Linked DNA regions of Mus musculus: region 1 is linked to region 2. A link is a contact called in ENCODE Hi-C or POLR2A ChIA-PET data. All regions are on one chromosome and are shown on one strand. The core of a region is the stretch at or near the end of the contact, and the rest is flanking DNA. Distances in the headings are between cores, read along the strand shown.

The links. A loop is a pair of places that touch in the nucleus more often than their neighbours do. ChIA-PET counts read pairs that join two places held with the same protein, here RNA polymerase II (POLR2A).
Region 1: a loop to region 2 is called in a map of v-Abl transformed pro-B cells, with 2.2 times the contacts of the local background. The contact joins the promoter of Zfpl1 here to the promoter of Znrd2 in region 2. A Hi-C loop is called at or near these places in 1 of 37 maps with a recorded cell type or tissue (v-Abl transformed pro-B cells). POLR2A ChIA-PET finds 5 or more read pairs at or near these places in 2 of 5 experiments (Patski and embryonic stem cell).

The regions. Positions count from the first base shown.
Region 1 is chr19:6,082,776-6,087,562 of GRCm38, reverse strand. It overlaps Zfpl1 (zinc finger like protein 1), which reads left to right and starts at 2,588. Exons shown (of 8, transcript NM_024231.3): 1 at 2,588-2,699; 2 at 3,102-3,211; 3 at 3,503-3,614; 4 at 4,785-4,787. The coding sequence starts at 3,110. It overlaps Cdca5 (cell division cycle associated 5), which reads right to left and starts at 2,466. Exons shown (of 6, transcript NM_026410.3): 1 at 2,355-2,466; 2 at 2,074-2,165; 3 at 1,096-1,161; 4 at 976-1,011. The coding sequence starts at 2,400.
Region 2 is chr19:5,729,201-5,734,136 of GRCm38, reverse strand. Znrd2 (zinc ribbon domain containing 2) reads left to right here and starts at 2,405. Exons shown (of 4, transcript NM_020491.5): 1 at 2,405-2,461; 2 at 2,542-2,693; 3 at 2,812-2,896; 4 at 3,425-3,831. The coding sequence starts at 2,443. The coding sequence ends at 3,768. Fam89b (family with sequence similarity 89, member B) reads left to right here and starts at 4,471. Exons shown (of 2, transcript NM_181452.2): 1 at 4,471-4,900. The coding sequence starts at 4,610.

The DNA.
Region 1 (4,787 bases), core at 1,339-3,838, 350 kb before region 2:
GGGTACACTTGGGAGATTGAAAAATCAGGAATTCAAAACCAGCTTTACGCACATACTAAATTCAGGGCCAGGCTTGGCCACAGGTAACCCTGGCTGTCTTGGAACTCACTCTGTAGACCAAGCTAGCCTATAAGTCAAAAGAGATCCACTTGCCTCTGCCTTCTGAGTGCTGGAATTAAAGGTGTGCACCAGCACCCAGCACCTTTTACACTGCGTATGCATGTGTCCGGAAGAGGGCGTTGGATACTCTCAAACTGAAGCTGTAGGTGTGTAGGGTCCATCTGATGGAATCTGAAAACTGCTTTTACCCAGAACCATCTTTCCAGCCCCTACACATAACTCATTCTATAACCATAAAACAAACAAACAAACAAACAAAACATAAATAAACACTCAGCAAAACAACCTTATCACTCTGTGGACCAGGCTGGCCTAAAACTCCGAGATCCGCCTGCCTCTGCCTCCCAAATCTTGCGACTAAAGGCGTGCGCCATCACAACATCACAACAAAACAGTGGCAAAACAGTCTACAGAAGCCCAGTGGTTAAACCATAACTTTTTAAGAAAAATAGTGAGAATGTTCAGAGCATAAAGAACTAGAAATGAGGGGTTGGGGTTGGGGATTTAGCTCAGTGGTTTTCAGCTCTGGGGAACAAAACAAAACAAAACAAAAAAACCCAAAAAAAAAAAGAAATGAATGACACCCATAGGCAGGAAACAAGACTGGTAACTACAGTCAGTCCTGGTAGCATGCCCATCTCTAAGATTTGAATCTATCTGCAGAGACTGGTGCAGGTGGATCTCTATGAATTTGAGGCCAGTCTGGTCTACCGTAACTTCCAGTTCAGGAAACAGTGTTATACACTGAGACCTAAACTGACAAGCCATGAAGCAGTTGCCTGGGTAGAAGTGTATGCCTACCCTCTAAGGGTAAATCCTACACAAATAAACAGAAATAAACAGAACTGAACTCACCCTAGGACTTCTTCGAACCGTGTGGACATCTGGGACCTGTAGGGATGACATCAACTGATCAATCAATAGCTAAGCCCAGTTTTGACATCTCACTCCCAAAGCCTTCTCTCAGCCCCTCACCTCTACTGCATGAGCTACGATCTTCTTCAAGACGATGGCCTTTCTGACTGGGACCGCTGGAGTTGTCTGGGGGGGGTAAAAGAAAGTATTATCCATGAGCTTTACAATAGTTCAAAGCCCTCTAGGTCAGTGTAAAAGTACTTTGGGAGCCGGGCAGTGGTGGTGCACGCCTTTAATCCCAGCACTTGGGAGGCAGAGGAAGGTGGATCTTTGAGTTCGAAGCCGGCCAGGTCTACTAAGTAAGTGAGTTCCAGGACAGCCAGGGCTATACAGAGAAACGTTGTCTCGAGGAAAAAAAAAAAAAGTACTTTGGGGGTGTTGCTGAGAAAAGTTTTCCTTATCTTCTATCCAAGACTTCTCAGCCTCTAAGCCTGGTTCTAAGTTTGTAAGTTCTTGCACCATGTTGGGCACCAACTGTGGAAGCATTGGGCGGGAGTTTTTTGACTCCCTTGCTCCCAAATAACTGCAGGGCATTTCTTCCCCCCAACGCCACTACCTCCTGAGTAAAGGACACAGAGCTGTTATTCAAAGGCTGCTGGCACTATGTTGGGCAGGTTCTGAGCTACTCTAACCCTCTCAGGCTGCCTATCTACCAGTCACACGGTCCTCTACCTGAATCTCAGTCTTACTCTGACTCAATCTGGTCCATGTGTGCCCTCATGACTGCTCTCTCCCTCCTCTTGACCTTAGAGTGAAACCACCTGCTCTCTCCGCGCCTCCCCCTCTCCCACTTCTCTCTCCCTAGACTCTTCCGGACGCCTCAATGGGCGCTGATGTCCCGCCTCCTCTGTCCTCTCCTGCCCAGCCATAGGCTGATCAGCTCTTTATCAACCAATCAGAGATGATTTAAAAAAAAAAAAACAACAGTGAGCCCGGAGGTGCTAGTTAGCCGGACTAAGGATACCTAGGCATAGAAATTAGCATCTGAATACGCAGCGCACAAACCCAACCCCAACACCTGGGGGACCAGGAACTCACCCTCGGCCAGATTTCAGAGAACGAGTTCGGGAGATCTGAGCCAGATTTCCGCTTGGACGACTTCGAAGGCTTAGTAAGTGAAGTCCTGGGCCCTGGAAAGGAAAACACGTTTGATGGTGAGCAAAACTTTGCTCGAAGAAAAGGCGACAAACAAACGAAACAAGATGCTTGACGAGTTCGGAAAAGCAAAAGTCGTTTTCCAACTACCCCTTTGGGGCGTCTTCCACCGGGAGCCAAGTTTTGTTCCCCAAACAACCCCGCTCCACTGCTCCCGTGCTCACCAGACCGCTGGGCAGCCCCTCCTGATCGTGTTCGCCGCTCCGCCATGTGTACGGTCGGGCTCAGTCTCCGCCGCGGTCGCCTACTCAGGCTCGCGCCAACCGGGAACTTTGCTGCTTCAAACGTTCAAATTGCCCGCCTTGCTAGCGAGAAAGCGGAAGTGACACAGGCCGGAGGCGGACCATCCGCTTTTGTTGTCACAGGCTTTACGTCTAGCTAGCAAAAGGCAGAGGCGTATCCTGCGGCGCTGTGGCGTCATCAGCGTGCGCCGCACCCGGAAGAGACGTGGCAGCGGAGGGATAATCAGGCCGGACCTGAAGGGAGCGGAGCTGCAGCTACCGGAGTTGGTGAGCTCAGTCCCCGGCCTTCCGCGCTTTTCATTACCGTACGCACCGGTCACGATCGGCATCGCGGAGGTTCGCGGACATCCAGAATGTGGTCGGCCAGCTGGGGGCGGGTCAAGAGGGGGTGGGTCTTGGGGGCGGGGCTGGTGGTATTGGAGCTGTGCAGAGATCTGGCGAGGGCCTTCCTGGGTCTTGATGGAATGAAGGGTCGGTCGTTTGTGGTACGATCTGTACAGGAGACGTGGCTTTACCCATGCTAAGGCATTATGCTAGAATTTGGTGTTGGGACTGGTGTGAGACGGGACTGAGAGATTTAAAAGAAGAGAACTGGGTTGGTGAAAACAAACTGGCAGCCACCAAAACCTGGCTTCCTGCTAACTGATTTCACCCCACCACACCCTCCAGGATCGGTCATGGGACTTTGCAAGTGCCCCAAGAGGAAGGTGACGAACCTGTTCTGCTTCGAACACCGAGTTAACGTCTGCGAGCACTGCCTAGTAGCCAATCACGCCAAGGTGGGGCGTTTAGAGCAGTGTCTGAGCAGGGCGGGTGGGTGGGCAGACAAGATTGCCTACTTCTAAATCCATGTGGGGACCTATGCTAGACTGTAAGCTCCACAAGGGCAAGAACATGGGGTGTGATGCGCTCTGCTATGCCTTCAGTAGCTGCTCAATAAATGGTCACTCAATAAATGGAACAGATGAAATGATGAGTCTGATGAGAGAAAACGAGGCATTTGAGCCTTGGAGTGGTGTGTGCATCGTGGAGCCTGGGGCACCAGTTGTGACATCTCTCTCCCACTCCAGTGCATCGTGCAGTCCTACTTGCAGTGGCTACAAGATAGTGACTACAACCCCAATTGCCGCCTGTGCAACACACCCCTGGCCAGTCGGGAGACCACCCGTCTTGTTTGCTATGGTGAGGCCTGGGAAGGGGTCAGGGCAGCCCCAGGATCCAGCTTGGATACAGGTTTGATAGCATCTTTCAAGAAGCAAGACAGTGAGTCCCTCAAGCGTGGAGGTCAGAGCCTCAGATCCTGATTCCTTTAGGTACCGTCCTGTTTTATAAAGCCTCAGCAAGCCTTTTCTCTTCGTAGGCCTTAGAATCTTCCCTGAAAGTTAGAGCTTCTCCTTCCTGCTCTGCCAGTCTGGGAGAGCTAGAGATGACTATGAGCTGTGGCTGGGAGAAAGATCCACTTTAGGGGATGTTACTGACCCCGATACTGTACCCAGAGGAAGCTATCCATGTTACAGTTTGCTGGGAGTCGGTAGTCAGAGCCTAGTATAAAAAAAAGCCTCAGCTTAGCTTGTTCAAGGTGCTGGTCCAAAAGGGGGCAGCTCCACCTGAATTTCTCCATGTGAAATTATGTGTCCACTCATACAGATGTATGTGTTGGTTAGTACTTGTGGGTGAGTAGATGGGTGATGAGTGTTTGTGAGCACATATCCCATGGGATGCATGATGACATGAAGGTGGGGAGTGTTAGGGGATATGTGTTACAGATGTGTACATGTATGACTACTAGTGTACTTTGAGGGAATGGCTCTCAAGTTTGCTTGTGTATTTATAAGCACTGTGTATTTGCCTCTGGATATCTGCATGTATCAGTGTCTGGGAAGCTTTCCTGATAGTGTTCTTGTATGTAGGTTTGTTTTGTTTTGTTTTGTTTGAGACTGGGATTGTGGGGCTGACCTTGAAATCTTACTCCTGCCTCCACCTCCCAAGTGCTAGGATTAGGCACTGCCAGCCTGAAACTATTGTTGTGTAGTCATTAGCCCAAGGAGTGTGATTTTAGGCCAGAGAAGACTCTTGAAAGGGTGGAAGGTATTTTCTTCCTTCCCAGTCACACCTTCTCATGGGCTGGTCACATGGGTAGACTCTACCTTGCTTTGGTTCAGTGGCATTTGCAAGAAGCCTTAGGGACCCGGAGTAGGGAGAAAAGGAATGGCCCTGGGCATCAGCACATATATCCACAATCCATTCCTGCAGTGAGCTGGGCCTTGGGGGTATGGGATTGCTAGACCAAGGATAAGAGCTCGAAGACTTGCCTCTCTCATGTCTGTCCTTTTTTATTTCATGGGTCCCAAGATC
Region 2 (4,936 bases), core at 1,156-3,655:
AATGTTTTCTGTTTGCCACAGTGACAGATCAGGCAGACATGGAGACAATCCCAGAAGAGCCAATAACAGTGAATTAAGATCAGAAGCCCCCGCACAGCCTCCTTAGAGAATGAGCATCTACTTAACTGATACACAACTCCTGGGTAATGTAAAACACTGTTGTCTATAGCCGAAAGTTGTTGGAAGGGCTCTGCTACTGACATTCTCTGCTTCACACTGCGAAAGTGTATGACTCAGATACTATACTGTGCCATTTTTCTTTGTTCTCACAGATACCCACCTACCTCTGCCTCCTGAGTAATGGGATTAAAGACACGTGCCACTATGTCTAGCTATGTTTATTTTTATGTTTGTGTATGTTTTGCTGCATGCAAGCCTGTGCACTATGTGCATGTCTGACGCCCTTAGAGGTCAGAAGAGGGTGTGTGATCCCTGGAACTGCAGTTCTGCATCGTGTGAGGCATCATGTGGAATGTGGGCACCGAACCCATGTCCTCAAGAGCCATTAGTGCTGTTAAGAACTGAGCCATTGGGGGCTGGCGAGATGGCTCAGTGGCTAAAAGTGCCGTTTGCTCTTTCGAAGGTCCCGAGTTCAAATCCCAGCAACCACATGCTGGCTCACAACCATCCTTAACGAAATCTGATGCCCTCTTCTGGAGTATCTGAGGACAGCTACAGTGTACTTACATATAATAAATAAATAAATCTTAAAAAAAAAAAAAAGACGTGGGCTGGTGAGATGGCTCAGCGGGTAAGAGCACCTGACTGCTCTTCCAAAGGTCCGGAGTTCAAATCCCAGCAACCACATGTTGGCTCACAACCATCTGTAACAAGATCTGACGTCCTCTTCTGGAATGTCTGAAGACAAGTACAGTGTACTTACATATAATAAATAAATTTAAAAAAAAAAAAAAAGAGCGCAGACTGCTCTTCCTAAGGTCCTGAGTTCAAGTCCCAGCAACCACATGGTGGCTCACAACCACACGTAATGAGATCTGATTCCCTCTTCTGGAGTGTCTGAAGACAGCTACAGTGTACTTACATATAATAAATAAATAAATATTTTTAAAAAAGAACTGAGCCATCTTTCTACCCCCTTCTTCCTCCTCCTCCTCCTCTTATTTATTTTATGCATGTGAGTATATGGTAGCTATTTCCAGACACCCCAGAAAAGGGTGTCTTAGCCCTTTTACAGATGGTTGTGAGCCACCATGTGGTTGCTGGGAATTAAACTCAGGAGCTCTGGAAGAGCAGCCAGGGCTCTTAACCGATGAGCCATCTCTCCAGCCCTTGGTCTTTTAATTACTTGGTGCTCTTGCAAAGAACCCAGGATTATGAGGAGCACTGGTCCTTGATTTGTAACCCACTCGAGTATAAGCCATTTTCACCAGCAGGCCCTACAGTCCTCTGAGAGGAGAGAATGCCTCCGTAAGATCTGGTGGGCTCTCCTGTAGAGCACTTTCTAACCAGTGATCAGTGGGGGAGGGTCAAGCCCATTGTAGGTGGGGTCATCCTTGGGCTGCTGCTCTTGGGTTCTGTAACAAAGCAGGCTGAGCAAGCCATGAGGAGCAAGCCAGTAAGCAGCACTCCTCCATGGCCTCCAGCTTCCTGCCCTGCTTGAGTTCCTGCTTTTGATGAACATGTTATATGGAACCATGAGTGAAACAAACCTTTTCTTTTCTTTTCTTTTCTTTTTTTTTGGCTTTTCGAGACAGGGTTTCTCTGTGTAGCCCTGGCTGTCCTGGAACTCGCTCTGTAGACCAGGCTGGCCTCGAACTCAGAAATTCGCCTGCTTCTGCCTCCCAAGTGCTGGGATTAAAGGCATGAGCCACCATGCCCGGCGAAACAAACCTTTTCCTCCCCAAGTTATTTTTGGTCATGGTGTTAATCCCAGCTATACTAGTCCTAACTAAGACAGCAGGCTTACATCAGTTCTAGGCATTGGTAGAAGGTGGACAGAGGACACCCAACACGCAAACAGGGAGGAGTGTTGAAATAGGCAGAAAACGACCTCAGTGTAGCTAGCCTAGTTTGAAAGATTTAGAGAACTTTTTATTGCAGTGACTGTTGGGCAGATGTCATGGTCCTGCCCATCTCCTGCTTCCCCTGTGTGGAAAGACAACCCTGAGGGAATCGGGTATTTCACAGACCTAAGGGCCACTTTATCTGAGGCAAGTAGAAATGGAGACTCTGAAAAGCCACACCCGAGTACTGAAGCGTTACCAGGGAGACGGTGGTACCCAACCATAGCTCTGGCCACCAGCCGAGCCCGTAGGTCAGGGTCAAATGTGCAGCAGACACGCCCCCCCTTTGACTAAAGCGCCAGGAAGACCGTGTAAGCGTCACTTCCGCCCTCAGCTACCACATGTGGGAGGCGGGGCCGTAGTGGGGGCGCATCTTATTTGGATCACTTCCGGTGAGCCCAGCAGTGACCACGGCAACATGGCCTTGAACGGTGCAGGTATGCGCTTGGGATGTTTGGGCAGTGGCCGTGGGGTGCGGGAGGCAGCTCTCTCTATCTCCTGTGCCTGTTTTCTCTAGATGTCGACGATTTCACCTGGGAGCCTCCGACTGAAGCTGAGACGAAGGTGCTGCAGGCGCGACGGGAGCGGCAGGATCGCATCTCCCGTCTGATGGGGGACTACCTGCTCCGTGGTTACCGCATGCTGGGCGACACGTGCGCCGACTGCGGGGTGAGGCGAGTGATGAGGCCGAGGCCGCGGACCGGGCCGCACGACCTTTCCTCAGCTCCCTCTTCTGTGAACCCTGTCTCTCCGGCTCACCTATGTCCATGTACTTTCTGGTCCCCAGACGATCCTCCTGCAAGATAAACAGCGGAAAATCTACTGTGTGGCTTGTCAGGAGCTCGACTCAGACGTGGATAAAGATAACCCGGGTGAGGGTCCGAGTGTGCACTGTGGGGAGAAGAGAGTGGCGATAGCTACAGAGGAACTGTGAGCCTGGGAGGTGACAGTGGAAACTCCTGCGTGCTGTGGCATTAAGGTGCCTTCTCGTTTCCGCCCTAGAGAGGTGTTTCATTCAAGAAAGACCATCAGCCTTTTGTTTCTGACACCGTGGGGAGAGTCCTAGCAAAATAGTCATCCTACGTTGTAGAGTGCACGTGCAACCCTGGGTGCTTGTGCATGTTGGACAGGCATTTTACCACTGAAGGGCGGGCATCCCAGTTTACAGGAATAGACTTGATGCATAGATGAGGCCAGGCCATCTGTCAAGCAACTGGACCTCAAGTGTAAATCAGTGGGGCAGTGTTTGGCAAGCATGTGTAAGGAGAAAGAAGAGTAGAGATGAGATGGGATTGGCTTAGGCAGAAAACACCAGCAGCTCAGGGACATCAGTAAAGAGCACATGACTCGGGAGAGGCGGACGGGGCACCCTCACTCTTCCACCACTTTTCTTGTTCTAGCACTGAATGCACAGGCGGCGCTCTCTCAAGCTCGGGAACACCAGCTGGCCTCATCTACAGAGCCTGCCTCGAGCTCTCGGCCCCCATCCCAGCCACCAGTACCCCGTCCAGAGCACTGTGAAGGCGCAGCAGCCGGGCTCAAGGCAGCCCAGGCGCCTCCTCTTCCGGCTGCACCTCCAAATACGGACGCGGTGGCTTCCACACAGACGGCCCTCCTGCAGAAGCTAACCTGGGCGTCAGTCGAGCTGGGCTCTAGCACCTCCTTGGAGACTAGTATCCAGCTCTGTGGGCTTATCCGGGCTTGCGCCGAGGCCCTAGGCAGCCTGAAACAGCTGGATCACTGAGACCTCTATCCTGATCCCTGTTCCCCTGAGAAAAACCCTCCAGAAAAACAGTTTTTCCTCCGCGTGGTTTGTTCTTTCTTGGTTCTGAGTGTGCATGTGAGCCCCAGTTCTCCTCGATGGTTTTCCTTGCTTTTGGCATCTCACCTTTCCATGGTCTTTTCTACCTGAATGGTGAAGTTCTGCATTCAGGACAAGAAGTAAATGGCAGAGGGATAAGTGACACCTTATTCCAAGGACTGACCTCAGTCTTCCCAAAGGCTGGGCCACTAATCATTGTCTCTGACCCAGTACCCCCTTTCCTCCACTTGAGTGCCATTTGAAGTTTCAGTCCCTTTGGTGGCTTCCTTTCCTTCCTTTAACCATCCTGACTCTACCATCTTTCTCCATCTTCTGGCTGCTAGGATGTTGACAAATTGTGGGGAGGGGCAGTGATGCACTGTAAGAGTCAGGCACAGTCTTACCTTCCTACCCCAGACTCGGGCCTCCCACATCCCCGTGCTTTTAGAATCCTTCCCTTGGGAGAGGACACATTGTATAGGAATGAGGCAGCAAAAGGTCGCCAAAAAACCGTTTCTGACCCTTTCGGCCTCCCCTGTCCCATCCAGTTCTTTGATGGGTTTTTCGCTCCAGGGTCATCGCCGCGTTAAGAGAGGCCCCGCCCATGCAGGGGGGTGGAGCATAGGCGGAGTCCTAGGAGTCGGGGACGGAACAAAGCACGGCCTGCGGGCGGTGGCTGAGATCTCTCCGGAGACCGGGCCACGGAGAGCTGGTTCTCTGGGCAACAGCCCGCTGAAAACGTAAGAGGGGTCCAGGCGGCATCGTGGTCCACGCCTGCCTGGCTATGAACGGGCTGCCCGCGACTGAGGCGCCGGGCGGCGCGGGCTGCGCTCTGGCCGGGCTCCCGCCGCTACCGCGCGGCCTCAGCGGCCTTCTTAACGCTAGTGGGGGCTCGTGGAGGGAGCTGGAGCGTGTCTACAGCCAACGGAGCCGCATCCACGACGAACTGAGTCGTGCCGCCCGCGCCCCGGATGGTCCTCGCCATGCCGCTGGATCTGCTAACTCAGGTTCTGCAGCGGGCCCGCGCCGCCCGGTTAACCTCGACTCTGCACTAGCCGCGCTGCGCAAGGAGATGGTGAGTAGGTGGGCGCCTCGCCAGGGTAGTAGCTCT